Linked DNA regions of Mus musculus: region 2 is linked to region 1. A link is a loop called in an ENCODE intact Hi-C map of the cell type or tissue named here. Cell type or tissue: left cerebral cortex. All regions are shown on one strand.

Region 1 (8,000 bases):
AAGGAAATCTCAAAAACAAAACAAAACAAAAAATGCAAATAAAAAGATGACCTATGGAGTGGAACAAAGTATTTGAAGGTCATATATTTGATAGTAGAGTGCCCACCATATTCAGAAAACTCCCATAATTCAACAACAAAACAGCCCAAATTAAAGGGGGAGGGAGGACTTGAATGGATATTTCTCTAAAGAAAATGTGTAGTTGACATTGGAGCACATTCAGGAAACCTAAATGAAATCCACAGTGAGACACTATTTCACATACACTAGCATGGCAAGAATAAAAATAAACAACTGGCAATACGGGTTGGTGATGGAGGGAAAAGCAGACTCACATTGCTGGGGTGTAAAGAGCACGGCACCTCCACCCTGGGGAACGTACGGTGCAGACTAGAGACTCAAAGCACAGTCTCCAGTTCTCATCCTCCATGCCTGCGTGCTCAAAAGAGTGGAAAGGAAGTTCTCCAGGGTTGATTTGCATACCACATTGACAGAGCTACTTACAACAGCCAAGGCTGTAAGGATCTGGAAAGAGGGGAGTCTTGTGGGAAAGCCAGGAAAAGGTGGATGAATCGGAAGGTGTTAAGGGCAGAGACCACAGTGTGCAGGGATGCACATTCTGATGCGGAACTCAAGATCTGTGAGGGATGGAGCCTAGAAAAGCCAGGGCAGCAGTTATTGGCTACATGAGGAAGCTGTGGAGACTTTGAGAGGCTTGTAGGGCTCCTGGAGACTTTCTGGGTTATGTTTTGAATCAGGAGTAGGAAGGTTTTCATTATTGTGTTTGTTTTAGCATCAATGTGGGTTTTTTTGTTTTGTTTTGTTTTTTGCATGGTTTTGGTTGTTTTCAAGTTAAAAGGGAATTAAAATAAAAGGATGGATTTGTGCTATGGAAGGTAGTCCAGTAACTCTTCACAAAATTCTACACAAGTTCTCATATGATCCAGCAGTTTTAGTTTCAGACCATGGCTCATCAGGTGACAGAGATCTAACTGTCAAGCCTGAAGGACCTGAAATCAATCCCCTCAGATTCCATATGGAAAAAGCATGGAACCCACAGGTTATCTGTCCTCTGGCATCTACATTCACCCAGCAGCATGCTCTTGCACACGCACGCACCACACACACACACGCACCACACACACACACACACACACACACACACGCACCACACACACACACACACACACACACACACACACACACGCACCACACACGCACCACACACACACACACACACACACACACACACACACAGGCTGTCAAAAGGAAGGAAATTCTCATAAATGCTAGATCAAGGATGGCCCCTGAAGATGTTTTACTAAATAAAGGCAAGCAAGTTTGGTGACACAAAATACTGAACTATTTCACTTGTAAATATTATATAGTTAGTTAAAAGTCTCAGTAGATAGTAGGATGTTGGTTGTCAGAGGTGAGGGTTTATTCAACTGGGTCCTCGCAGTGGCTGTGGTACAGTGTGTGAACAAAATCAAGGCCACAGAATTGAGCCTCCCCAGTGTTTAAAACTGTATTGGTTTAAGTAGTGAAAAAGAAAAGCACTATATTTAAATGTAAGGGTTTCTTGAGGAAGATAAATTTTCCAGTGCCATTAAGATATATTAGATGCTCAAACATAAGCTAATGCAAAGACTTCTCCATAACGGCATGTTGCCATCTTTTGGCAGAATGGTTGTATAAATGAAGCACAGACGTGGGACGCGATGATAGAGGAAAACCCTGGCATCCCACTGGATGATGTCTGGGGGCCTCAGGTAAGAAAAGGATTAAAGCCGGGTGGTGGTGCATCCCTTTAATCCCAGCACTCAAGAGGCAGAGGCAGGCAGATATCTGAGTTCGAGGCCAGCCTGGTCTACAAAGTGAGTTCCAGGACAGCCAGGGCTATACAGAAAAACCCTATTTAAAAAAAAAACAAAACAAAAACAAAAAGATTAAATTTGACATTCAGAGTAACAAAATCTTGATGCAAACACTTTGATTTAAATGGCTTAGGAGACTTGAACACTACTTCTGAGCTAGGCAACTTGGTCTCACCCAAATTTCTAATTCAGTAAATATGAAGCAAGGTCCAAAATTTTTTGCACCCCCTCTTATCTTTTTCCCACTACTCTGCTCCACTCTTCTCCCTTCCCTTCCTCTCCTCCCCACCTTTCCATTCCCTTCTTTTCCCAGCACTAGAGATTAAATCCAGGACAATGTGTGAACTATGTAAGCATCTGGGTTACAAACCAGCTTCTAAAGTCACGTTTCTAAAAGTCCCCAGATATAGGTGACATTGCTTAACTTGGGCCTTGGCCCTATACCTTGGAAACCATGGAAGTAGCTTACAACCATCGAAGATTCTGGAAGGAACATTTCAGGCCCTCAATCCTCGGTCTACCATGTGAAAAGGAAGGACAGCCTGAGCCAGCTCTGCTTCTGAGAAGTAGCTCTTGGAACTCTAAGTTGTCAGAGACAAATGTCTGAAAGGAAAAGTGGCATTTCTGCAGGTTCTTGAAGTTGGTGTTGGAATAGATAGGGAGTGGGTGGGCACTGCAGGGCTGGCTGATTTTTTCTGTGATACAGGATGGGATTTGAGTCTCTGAATGTGAACAAGAATCTTAGACAAAGCACTCCTTGAGTAGAAATGGAGTGAGATCTGGATTCTAGGGGAGATTTGTTTTCTTGAAGACTAGGTAGGTGACAAAGTGATGGCTTAAAAATGAAAAAAAAAAAAGAATACAGAAAGAGAGGGAAAAGATAATAATAACCAGGCAGCCCAATACTATGACAGAATGAATCAAATGGAAGACAGGAAGAGGAGCAACCATTGCTCCTCCATATTAAATACCATCCTCCATATTAAAAAATAACAAAGGAGAAAATTAGAAAGAACAAAGATATTCCCATGTCTCTCTAGGAAAATGAACACAGTGATACCAGGAAATCAGGTGATGGGCAGATATTCAGTTCCCAGGCATAGTGCAAATGTCTGCTTTTATTTTAATCAAGTTCATGGCTCCATGTATTAACCAACTCAGTAAACAAGAATTCTCATAGCCCACTGTTGACCCAGAAAATATTTTGGATTTTCTTTTTCCAGGAGGGAGTCTCTCTCCATAGCCCTTGGTATCTTAGAACTCATTATATAGACTGGGCTGACTTCAAACTTATATAGCTACCCCTGCCTCCCAAGTGCTGGGATTAAAGTGTGTACCACCACACCCTCCATAGTGTACATTTCCAAGTTGGTTTACTGAAAATCCATGAACCTTTTGTCACTCCTCACTCACATGTACACCCACAGGGCTGGATCTCTGCCCTGCTACTATGACTATATCCATAGCAAACTGAAACATGGGCACCATTCTCAGCTGTAATCCCTTCTGAAAACTAAACTGAGCTCCTGCACCCACATATCTTGGACTAAGTGAGGGATCCCCCAGAAGGTCCTCTCTGAACCACGGGTGAGGGCTGGTAGGGGATTTGCCAGGCATTCTCTGCTACTGCAGCTGCAAGTAGAAAGGTGTAACCATCCATCTCTTAAGGATGTTTCCAAAATGAATGTATGAGAATCTGGGGCTGTTGAGAATGGTTAGCGGATAGGAACACCAGCTCTTAACAGAGGACCTGGTTTTTGCTCCCAGCATCCACAAGACAGCTCAAAAGCACCTGTTAATGTCAGTTCGTGGGGGTTCTGATGCCCTTTTCTGACCTGCACAGGTAGTGTTTTTAGGTGGTGCACTTGAATACAGAAAAAAAAATACTCATACACATAAAATTAAAATACACAAGACTTCTCATACATCATATGAATCAGATTGTATTAAAGTCTGGAAATAACCTTTTTCTGTCTTTGCTTGTACTCAGAACTATAGGCCTTGTTTTTCTTATGCTATTGGGAAGCCAGGAGACCTAGGCCAACCATATGAGATTCTAAACTATTCTAATAAAAACCACATAAAATGGCCCATGACGTATGCTGGAATGTATGTGTATCGCTTGAAGATCTTGGATCCAAACTATAGGTAAGAATAACATTTTAAGTAAGAATAAGATGATAGTTTCCCCCTTATGATTCTTTTTTTGCCTTTTTTGCCTTTTGGTTTAATTTGATGCCATCTAAATATCTCATTTTTGTTACTCTTGTTATTTATAAGTTTCATTTTTATTTTCTAGCAATCAGCAAACATGCTATAAAAGCAGGACATCTCATGTCACCTAGTAATTGGATCACTCAGTTTGAAATTCCATTCTGGTATTTTGTCCCCTTGACATACATATTGGCTACTTTTCCTGTTGACATGACCAAACATCTGACAAGAGAGGACATAATGGGTGAGGGATGGATTGTGGCTCAAAGTCTTGTGAGTAAAATCTACTGTGGTAGAAAAAGCATAGTGAGGGGAAAGGGAAGCGGCTAGGGAAGAACTGCAGTCAGAAGCACAGAGCAATGGCGGTCAGGCTCAATTCTTTCCCAGTCACAGACCCAGTCCGTGCAACTGTGTGAGCCATGTGAGTGGGTTTGATGTGGGTCTTCCCCAGTCAGGCACTTCTAGAAACAGCCTCCCAGATAGTCCCAGAAGGTGTGTTTCCATGGTGACTCAAAATGAAGTCAGCCTGACAATGAAGACCAAGCATCACACCTATCATGTGTTGGGCCCTGGGTTCCCTCCTAGCTCTATAAGACAGCAGAGGAAATGAAAGCCCATGAGATCATGTGCTTGGCCCTGGGGGAGACAGATTCATAAAATACAGTGTGGACTGGAACAATTAGTAATGATTATATTGGAGGATTGAGTAATAGTCTAGTAATGTGACATTATCTTTTGAGATCTGAGTTCTTCCCTCTATTACCTGGCAAACAAACATTACCTGACTGCCACCCTCCTCCCCCCAGAAGATGTGACTTTTGGTATGCTAAAAGGCTCACTGATGACTTAGGTAGTTTTGGGATACAGACTGATGAATGGAAAGACCAAAGCAAAACTAAGAGATTTATGATTTTCCTATGCCTGTAAGCCTCCAGTGTATTTATTTCCAAGGAGGCTGAAAGTTCTTAAGAAGGGCAACAGAGAGGATTTCCTTCCAAAGGAGTTCTGAGAGCTGCACATCTCCCAGCCCTGCCCACAGGGAAGAGAATGCTTCCTCACAAGCAAGGAGAAGCCTTAAGGAAAGGAACCTCTCCTGTTCATAGGTGATGGGCAGCTTAACTGATGCACAGCAATGCATGATGTAATGTCAGAGCACAAAGGGACTCTTGCCAATGTAAGGAGACAATCCAGACCATTCTGATGGAAGTACAAGCCAGTCATCCCAGCTACTCTGAGGGCCCGAGTCCACTAGATCTCATGATCCCAGGAGTTCAAGAACAGTCTGGAAGAGATTCTCAAAAATAACAAACTATAAGGAAATCAGGCTTCAAGAGTGAAATAATCCCAGAGAAATGGATAAGTGTAAAAGCCACAAGGGATCCAGGCCATGAGAAATGATTAATAGCTGATCAAGCAGACGAAGTAGCCTGCATCCTGGAAGGTGCTGGGGGACCAGCAATGAGATGGCATGTCTAAGACAGTCCATGTAATGGGTGCTGACAGCTAATATTTGGACAATCAGTACATAGGATTCTCAACTATTAAAATGGCCATGTAAACTTTTTAACATATTTTTTACTCATTGTTAGTAATTTCATACATGTTATATTAGTCAGGGTTCTGTAGAGTCACAGTCTGTATATAGTAAGCCGATATGTTGATGACTTACAGTCTGTATAGCCCAACTCCCCAACAATGGTCAGCAGCAGCAGCAGCTGTGAATGGAAGTCCAAGGATCTAGCAGTTGTTCAGTCTCACAAGGCAAGCAGGCAAAGAAGAGAGCAAATCTTCCTTCTTCCAATGTCCTTATATAGATCTCCAGCAGAAGGTGTGGCCCCGATTACAGGTCTGTGCCACCATGCCTGGATCTGGGACTTGCTTTGTCCCAGATGACCTTGAACTCAGAGATCTTCCTGTCTTAGTTTTCTGGGATTCATAGCCACTAAACCTCAAGATCTCAATGCCAAGATCCAGGTCAGAAACTTATATCTCCCAGCCTCCAGATTAGGATCACAGGTGAGCCTTCAAATTCTGGACTGTAGTTCCTTCCACATATAGTCAAGTTGGCAACCACAAATAGCCACTACACATGCATACAATGGATTTTGATCATAATCATCCTAATTCCTTCCAGACCCAAGCCCTGCTTCCTCCTCTAACCCTGCTCCACAGTCATGTCTTTGTTTTCTTTTCCTTAGCTGGCCCACTGAATCCAGTTTGTGCTACCTGCATACTCATGGGTGTGGGTCAATTTACCCCACTGTAGTTAACCAACTGGAGCCATACCATTAAAGGAAACTGGCTCTCCTTCCCTCAGAAGCCATGAACTGTTCATAGATCTTCTCTTCTCCCCATAATGAAATGTTGATTGTCTTGATCTTGTACAGACCTTATGCAGACAACCATAGCAGCCGTGAGTTCGTATGTATAGCGTGCCTGTTACATCGACAGTACTTCCTGTCCTTTGACTCTTCCCCTCCTCAACAGTCTCTGGATTTGGTGGAAAGGAATATGATATAGATGTCTTATTTGTGGCTGATCACCCCACAGACAGTTATTTTCTGCATTGTGACAATAAGTTTCTTTATTAACTGTCATCCACTGCACAAACATCTGTGTTCAGGTCTGAGTGCTGCACTAATCTATGGGTATAGATATACAACTTAGAAGGCATTCAGTACTATGTCTGTTCAGCAAGATAATAGTCATAAGTTCACACCTGAGACAGATATGTTTCCCTACCAGAGGTTCTTGGCCAGATTTACAGTACCAGACAGCATTTCTTCTTGTGGCATGGGCCTAAAAGTACAATGGGACAACTAGTGGGAGGCAGGGTAGGGGTGGTCTTAATGACGCTGGGATAATAGAACCCAGGTGAGAGAAAGGTGGAAAGGAGAAGGAGTTTTAAATGTGGCAAGGGGCAGAAGGATAAGGCAGAGGAGGTGGGGAAAACAATAACTAACACTGACGATTTTGAAAAGGCCATTTAGAAACTTCATGAACACATAGACAAATTTTATATATATATATATATATATATATATATATGGTTTTAAAAAATAAATATTTATTATTTATATGTAAGTACATTGTAGCTATCTTCAGACACACCAGTAGAGGGCGTCAGATCTCATTACGGATGGTTGTAAGCCACCATGTGTTTCCTGGGATTTGAACTCATGACCTTCGGGAGAACATTCAGTGCTCTTAACCGCTGAGCCATCTCTCCAACCCGTATATATATGTTATATATAAAATATATATAATTATTAAAATTATATAATCATATAAAAGTATATAATTTATATAATATATTGTCACTATATATAAATATATGTTAATGTTTATAAACATATGTGAGTTTAGTTGAAGATGCCCCTACTCAGGGTATAATGCTCCTTAATGAAGCCATAATTTGCCCAATAAAAAGCCCAGTGCTAGGTTTTGAATACCTCTCCTTGAGCTGTATGATCAGGGACAACCTAGAGACCCCAAATGAATACAACCTATTGTCATTGATTTTCTTTACCCAGAAGAACTGGATAGTTAGACTCTAAAGCTGAAGACCCCACACACTTTGGCCACAGGACGCAGAGAAATCAAATTGATATTGACCAGGAAGCTTCCTCCCTATTGATTAACTTTCATATTACTGGAAGGTGCTATACAGGCTGCTTGTGGCAATGTCAGCAGCACTCTAAAACACTGTGAGCCTGACAAGCTATGCCCACAGTGGTACAATGGCGGCATGGGTGCTATGGGGGTTAGCTAATAAAATTATGATCGCCTGTTCTTACATGTTCTTACATGTTCCACAACCCTGGATAAGCCTGGAAATAGGAAATAGGAGAATAATTTTAGTGATATAAAAGGGTTTAACAGACAGACAGACAGACTAGCAGACAGAGA
Region 2 (8,000 bases), 210 kb before region 1:
ATAGTAGAGTGCCTACCATATTCAGAAAACTCCCATAATTCAACAACAAAACAGCCCAAATTAATGGGGGAGGGAGGACTTGAATGGATATTTCTCTAAAGAAAATGTGTAGTTGACATTGGAGCACATTCAGGAAACCTAAATGAAATCCACAGTGAGACACTATTTCACATACACTAGCATGGCAAGAATAAAAATAAACAACTGGCAATACGAGTTGGTAATGGAGGGAAAGGCAGACTCACATTGCTGGGGTGTAAAGAGCACCGCACCTCCACCCTGGGGAACGTACTGGGCAGACTAGAGACTCAAAGCACAATCTCCAGTTCTCATCCTCCATGCCTGCGTGCTCAAAACAGTGGAAAGGAAGTTCTCCAGGGTTGATTTGCACACCACATTGACAGAGCTACTTACAACAGCCAAGGCTGTAAGGATCAGGAAAGAGGGGAGTCTTGTGGGAAAGCCATGAAAAGGTGGATGAATTGGGAGGTGTTAAGGGCAGAGACCACAGTGTGCAGGGACAAACATTCTGATGCGAAACTCAAGATCTGTGAGGGATGGAGCTTAGAAAAGCCAGGGCAGCAGTTATTGGTTGCATGAGGAAGCTGTGGAGACTTTGAGAGGCTTGTAGGGCTCCTGGAGACTTTCTGGGTTATGTTTTGAATCAGGAGTAGGAAGGTTTTCATTATTGTGATTGTTTTAGCATCAATGTGGTTTTTTTGTTTTGTTTTGTTTTCTGCATGGTTTTGGTTGTTTTTAAGTTAAAAGGGGATTAAAATAAAAGGATGGATTTGTGCTATGGAAGGTAGTCCGGTAACTCTTCACAAAATTCTACATAAATTCTCATATGATCCAGCAGTTTTAGTTTCAGACCATGGCTCATCAGGTGACAGAGATCTGTCAGCCTGAAGGACCTGAAATCAATCCCCTCAGATTCCATATGGAAAAAGCATGGAACCCACAGGTTATCTATCCTATGGCATCTACATTCACCCAGCAGCATGCTCTTGCACATGCACGCACCACACACACACACACATACACACACACACGCACACACACACACACACACACACACACACACACACACACACACAAGCTGTCAAAAGGAAGGAAATTCTCATACATGCTAGATCAAGGATGGCCCCTGAAGATGTTTTACTAAATAAAAGCAAGCTAGTTTGCAGGCACAAAATACTGAACTATTTCACTTGTAAATGTTATTTAGTTAGTTAAAAGTCTCAGTAGAAAGTAGGATGTTGGTTGTCAGAGGTGAGGGTTTCTTCAACTGGGTCCTTGCAGTGGCTGTGGTTACAGTGTGTGAACAAAATCAAGGCCACAAAATTGAGCCTTCTCAGTGTTTAAAACTGTATTACGTTTAAGTGGTGAAAAAGCAAAGCACTGCATTTAAATGAAAGGGTTTCTTGAGAAAGATAAATTTTCCAGTGCCATTAAGATATATTAGATGCTCCAACATAAGCTAATGCAAAGACTTCTCCATAACGGCATGTTGCCATCTTTTGGCAGAATGGTTGTATAAATGAAGCACAGACGTGGGACTCGATGATAGAGGAAAACCCAGACATCCCACTGGATGATGTCTGGGGGCCTCAGGTAAGAAAAGGATTAAATTTGGCCTTCAAGATTAACAAAAGCCTGCTGCTAACACTTTGGATTTAAATTGCTTAGGGGAATTGAACACTACTTCTGAGTTATTTCAAAATTTCTTGTCGTTAATCTGTTTGATGTTTTCCCTCTCTGGCACTCTTTGGTAAGAGATATACCACTAAAAATCTGAATCTGCATGGTATCAAGTGATTACTATATGTAAACATGAGGAAAGCAAGCCTTTTAAAAGACTAGTTGTCTCATGGGGCTGGAGAGAGCACGAACTGCTCGTACAGAGAGTCTGAGTTCTGTTCCCGAATCCATGCCACATGACCCTTAACTGCCTGTAACTTCAGCTTCAGGGGATCCACTGTCTTCTTCCAGCCTACTCCGGTTATACGTATACACAAGACACGTAGAGTTCAATCTAAAATGAAATCTTAAATAAACAAATTAATAAATAGTGAGCTCTAAGGGTGAAGGTAGTTTTGTTCCTTCTGTTCAATGCTACATTCCCAGCACCTAACTCATTGTAGAAAATTAATGTCTTTATAGAAATACTTCGTGAACTGTGGCTCATCACTTCCAATAAGTAATACTTATTACTTCAAATCATAAGGAATCAATGTAGTTATGGGTTCAGTTCAAACCAAACTTGCCTTCCTGGTTATTTTTGTTGTTTTTAAAAGGCACTCAAGGGTCTGGGTTGGGCCAACAAATCTTATGGAGGGCCTAACTGACACTGTGGTTCAGCAAGGACATACATCCAGCAATGAGATGGGGAATAATCATGGAATGAGCTTGAACTAGCAAGAAATAGTCCAGTGGTTTCCAAGCTTCAGAAAGCAGCAGGAAGCTTGCTGGAATAGGCAACTTGGTCTCACCCAAATTTCTAATTCAGGTCCAAAATTTTTTCACACCCTCCCCATTGTCTCTGTCCCACCCATCTGCTCCACTCTCTTCCCTTCCCTTCCTCTCCTCCCCACCTTTCCATTCCCTTCTTTTCCCAGCACTAGAGATTAAATCCAGGGCATTGTGTGAGCTATGTAAGCATCTGGGTTACAAACCAGCTCCTAAACTCACGTTTCTAAAAGTCCCCAAATATAGGTGACATTGTTTAGCTTGGGCCTTGGTCCTGTACTTTGGAAACCATGAAAGTAGCTTATGACCAGCAAAGATTCTGGAAGGAACATTTCAGGCCCTCAATCCTCGGTCTACCATGTGAAAAGGAAAGACAACATGAGCCAGCTGTGCTTCTGAGAAGTAGCTCTTGGATCTCTAAGTCGTCAGAGACAAATGTCTGAAAGGAAAAGTGGCATTTCTACAGGTTCTTGAAGTTGGTGTTGGAATAGATAGGGAGTGGGTGGGCACTGCAGGGCTGGCTGATTTTTTCTTGATACAGGATGGGATTTGAGTCTCTGAAAGTGACCAAGAATCCTAGACAGAGCACTCCTCGGCTAGAAATGGAGTGAGCTCCGGATTCTAGGGGAGATTTGTTTTCTTGGAGACTAGGTAGGTGACAAAGTGAGGGCTTAAAATAAAAAAAAAAAAAAGAAGAGAGAGGGAAAAGATAATAATAACCAGGGAGCCCAACACTATGACCGAAAGCATCAAATGGAAGCTAGAAAGAGGAGCAACCATTGGTGAATATCATTCACCGTATTAAAAAATAACAAAGGAGAAAATTAGAAAGAACAAAGATATTTCCATGTTTCTCTAGGAAAATGCACACAGTGCCAAGAAATCAGTCCTGATGAACAGGTTTCTTTTGTGGTGATGGGCAGATATTCAGTTCCCAGGCATAGTGCAAATGTCTGCTTTTATTTTAATCAAGTTCATTGCTCCATGTGTTAACCAACTCAGTAAACAAGAATTCTCATAGCCCAGTGTTGACCCAGAAAATATTTTGGATTTTCTTTTTCAGGGAGAGGGTCTCTCTCTATAGCCCTGGCTATCCTAGAACCCATTATATAGAATAGGCTGACTTCAAACTCAGAGATATAGCTGCCCCTGCCTCCCAAGTGCTGGGATTAAAGTGTGTGCCACGACACCCTCCATAGTGTGCATTTCCAAGTTGGTTTACTGAAAATCCATGAGCCTTTTGTCACTCCTCACTCACTGGTACACCCACACACCGTTAGGCAAATGGAGCAGATATGCCATGGCCGAGAGGTAAACAGAGGTGAGAAAGGGTAGGAGATGTGGATTCCTACTGCTATTTTTGTATTTCATCAGGAGGGATCGTGATACTTCATTAGGTTGAACACACGTGCTTCATATGAAATTAGAGCATAACTTACCTCCACTACCTAGTATATTGAAGATGGACTATACCCACGGTAGCACTACATTAAAAGGCCTCAACATGTAGGGGAAATAAAGAAATCAAGAAGTAAATACCATCAGATAAATCCAGTGCCACTTACCAACCATACCACTACCCCTACTCCTGACCTGACCCTATTCACCTTTACCTTTACCCTTGCACCAACACCTACCCTTACCCCAACCACTTCACACCAACCTACACCTACTCACACCCTTAGTCTAACGATTAATTTATACTTAAACTTACCTTTTACATTAACCTTGCCCCTATCCCTACCAGGACTATTCAATGGCTATAGACAGACTTTGGCTGCATGAAGCCTCCATGCTGTGGAAATAATCATGTGATCCAGGTCCGATGGAGCTGCAAACTCCTAGACCCAAAGAAAATTGCCAGGTTAGGGTTAGGTGTGGGTAACAGTCTTTCTAAATGGGAGAAATCCCATCCATCTCTAGAGGAGCCCAGTAGTTTCTTTCCAGGGACAGTCTTACCCACATAGGGTTACACCCACCTTGTACATGGGCTGGATCTCTGCCCTGCTACTATGACTATATCCATAGCAAACTGAAAAATGGGCACCATTCTCAGCTATAATCCCTTCTGAAAACTAAACTGAGCTCCTGTACCCACACTCAGCATCCCAGTTTTCACCAAGCTAAGAATACCTTGGACTAAGTGAGGGATCCCCCAGAAGGTCCTCTCTGAACCACGGGTGAGGGCTGGTAGGGGATGTGCCAGGCATTCTCTGCTATTGCAGCTGCAAGTAGAAAGATGTAGCCATCCATCTCTTAAGGATGTTTCCAAAATGAATGTATGAGAATCTGGGGCTGTTGAGAATGGTTAGCAGATAGGAGCACTGGCTGCTCTTAACAGAGGACCTGGGTTTTGCTCCCAGCATCTACAAGACAGCTCAAAAGCACCTGTTAATTTTAAGTTCGTGGGGGTTCTGGTGCCCTTTTTTGACCTGCATAGGGAGTGTTTGTAGGTGGTGCAGTTTAATACAGAAAAAAAAATACTCATGAACATAAAATTAAAATACACAAGACTTCTCATACATCATATGAATAAGATTGTTTTAAAGTCTAGAAATAACCTTTTTCTGTCTTTGCTTGTACTCAGAACTATAGGCCTTGTTTTTCTTATGCTATTGGGAAGCCAGGAGACCTAGGCCAACCATATGAGATTCTAAACTATTCTAATAAAAACCACATAAAATGGCCCATGACGTATGCTGGAATGTATGTGTATCGCTTGAAGATCTTGGATCCAAACTATAGGTAAGAATAACATTTTAAGTAAGAATAAAATTATAGTTTCCCCTTATGATTTTTTTTGCCTTTTTTTTCTTTTGTGTTTAATTTGATGCCATCTAAATATCTCATTTTTGTTACTCTTGTTATTTATAAGTTTCCTTTTCATTTTCTAGCAATCAGCAAACATGCTATAAAAGCAGGACATCTCATGTCACCTAGTAATTGGATCACTCACTCAGTTTGAAATTCCATTCTGGTATTTTGTCCCCTTGACATACATATTGGCTACTTTGCCTATTGACATGACCAAACATCTGACAAGAAGAACATAATGGGTATGGGATGGATTGTGGTTCCAAGTCTTGAGAGTAAAATCTACCGTGGTAGAAAAAGCATAATGAAGGCTAGGGGAGAACTGCAGTCAGAAGCACAGAGCAATGGCGGTCAGGCTCAATTCTTTCCCAGCCACAAACTGCAGTCTGTGCAACTGTGTGAGCCATGTGGGTGGGTTTGATGTGGGTCTTCCTCAGTCAGGCACTTCTAGAAACAGCCTCCCAGATAGTCCCAGAAGGTTTATTTCCATGGTGACTCAAAATCAAGTCAGCCTAACAATGAAGACCAAGCATCACACCTATCATGTGTTGGGCCCTGGGTTCCCTCCTAGCTCTATAAGACAACAAAGGAAATAAAAGCCCATGAGCCCATGTGCATGGCCCTGGGAAAGACAGATTCATAAAATACAGTGTGGACTAGATCAATTAGTAATGATTATATTGGAGGATTGAGTAATAGTCTAGTAATGTGACATTATTTTTTGAGCTTTGAGTTCTTCCCTCTATTACCTGGCAAACAAATATTACCTGCCTGCCACCCTCCTCCTTCCAGAAGATGTGACTTTTGGTATGCTAAAAGGCTCACTGATGACTTAGGTAGTTTTGGGATACAGACTGATGAATGGAAAGACCAAAGCAAAACTAAGAGATTTATGATTTTCCTATGCCTGTAAGCCTCCAGTGTATTTATTTCCAAGGAGGCTGAAAGTTCTTAAGAAGGGCAACAGAGAGGATTTCCTTCCAAAGGAGTTCTGAGAGCTGCACATCTCCCAGCCCTGCTCACAGGGAAGAGAATGCTTCCTCGAAAGCAAGGAGAAGCCTTAAGGAAAGGAACCTCTCCTGTTCATAGGTGATGGGCAGCTTAACTGATGCACAGCAATGCATGATGTAATGTCAGAGCACAAAGGGACTCTTGCCAATGTAAGGAGACAATCCAGACCATTCTGATGGAAGTACAAGCCAGTCATCCCAGCTACTCTGAGGGCCCAAGTCCACTAGATCTCATGATCCCAGGAGTTCAAGAACAGTCTGGAAGAGATTCTCAAAAATAACAAACTATAAGGAAATCAGGCTTCAAGAGTGAAATAATCCCAGAGAAATGGATATGTGTAAAAGCCACAAGGGATCCAGGCCATGAGAAATGACTGATAGCTGATCAAGCAGACAAAGTAGCCTTCATCCTGGAAGGTGCTGGGGGACCAGCAATGAGATGACATGTCTACGACAGTCCATGTAATGGGTGCTGACAGCTAATATTTGGACAATCAGTACATAGGATTCTCAACTATTAAAATGGCCGTGTAAATTTTTTTAACATATTTTTTACTCATTGTTAGTAATTTCATACATGTTGTATTAGTTGGGGTTCTGTTGAGTCACTTAACGTATGGGTAGTCTCTATATAGTAAGCCAATATGTTGATGGCTTATAGTCTGTATAGTCCAATTCCCCCACAATGGTCAGCAGCAGCAGCAGCAGCAGCTGTGAATGGAAGGCCAAGGATCTAGCAGTTGTTCAGTCTCACAAGGCAAGCAGGCAGAGAAGAGAGCAAATCTTTCTTCTTCCAATGTCCTTATATAGGTCTCCAGCAGAAGGTGTGGCCCTGATTACAGGTCTGTGCCACCATGCCTGTATCTGGGACTTGCTTTGTCCCAGATGACCTTGAACTCAGAGATCTCCCTGTCTTAGTTTTCTGGGATTCATAGCCACTCAACCTCAAGATCTCAATGCCAAGATCCAGGTCAGAAACTTATATCTCCCAGCCTCCAGATTAGGATCACAGGTGAGCCTTCAAATTCTGGACTGTAGTTCCTTCCACATATAGTCAAGGTCGCAACCACAAATAGCCACTACACATGCATACAATGGATTTTGATCATAATCATCCTAATTCCTTCCAGACCCAAGCCCCGCTTCCTCCTCTAACCCTGCTCCACAGTCATGTCTTTGTTTTCTTTTCCTTAGCTGGCCCACTGAATCCAGTTTGTGCTACCTGCATACTCATGGATGTGGGTCAATTTACCCCACTGTAGTTAACCAACTGGAGCCATACCATTAAAGGAAACTGGCTCTCCTTCCCTCAGAAGCCATGAACTGTTCATAGATCTTCTCTTCTCCCCATAATGAAATGTTGATTGGCTTGATCTTGTACAGACCTTATGCAGGCAACCATAGCAGCCGTGAGTTCGTATGTGTAGCGTGCCTGTTACATCGACAGTACTTCCTGTGCTTTGACTCTTTCCCTCCTCAACAGTCTCTGGATTTGGTGGAAAGGAATATGATATAGATGTCTTATTTGTGGCTGATCACCCCACAGACAGTTATTTTCTGCATTGTGACAATAAGTTTCTTTATTAACTGTCATACACTGCACAAACATCTGTGTTCAGGTCTGAGTGCTGCACTAATCTATGGGTATAGATATACAACTTAGAAGGCATTCAGTACTATGTATGTTCAGCAAGATAATAGTCATAA

The links. A loop is a pair of places that touch in the nucleus more often than their neighbours do. Peaks named below come from ENCODE experiments on the same cell type or tissue, not always from the same donor. Only the 100,000 strongest peaks of a DNase experiment are listed, where the experiment ranks them.
Region 2: it touches region 1 in a loop (19-fold over the local background); 23 of 42 quality-filtered maps call a loop at or near these places.

The regions. Positions count from the first base shown.
Region 1 is chr1:178,152,777-178,160,776 of GRCm38, forward strand. Catspere2 (cation channel sperm associated auxiliary subunit epsilon 2) reads left to right here. Exons shown (of 23, transcript NM_001368822.1): 20 at 1,686-1,772; 21 at 3,868-4,025. Among named protein-coding and RNA genes, the nearest start is that of Desi2, 31 kb to the right of the region's middle. In left cerebral cortex, no CTCF peak of the experiment used is centred here; a DNase peak (open chromatin) is centred at 3,405.
Region 2 is chr1:177,946,707-177,954,706 of GRCm38, forward strand. It overlaps Catspere1 (cation channel sperm associated auxiliary subunit epsilon 1), which reads left to right. Exons shown (of 22, transcript NM_001368823.1): 19 at 1,528-1,614; 20 at 5,057-5,214. Among named protein-coding and RNA genes, the nearest start is that of Catspere2, 41 kb to the right of the region's middle. In left cerebral cortex, no CTCF peak of the experiment used is centred here; no DNase peak of the experiment used is centred here.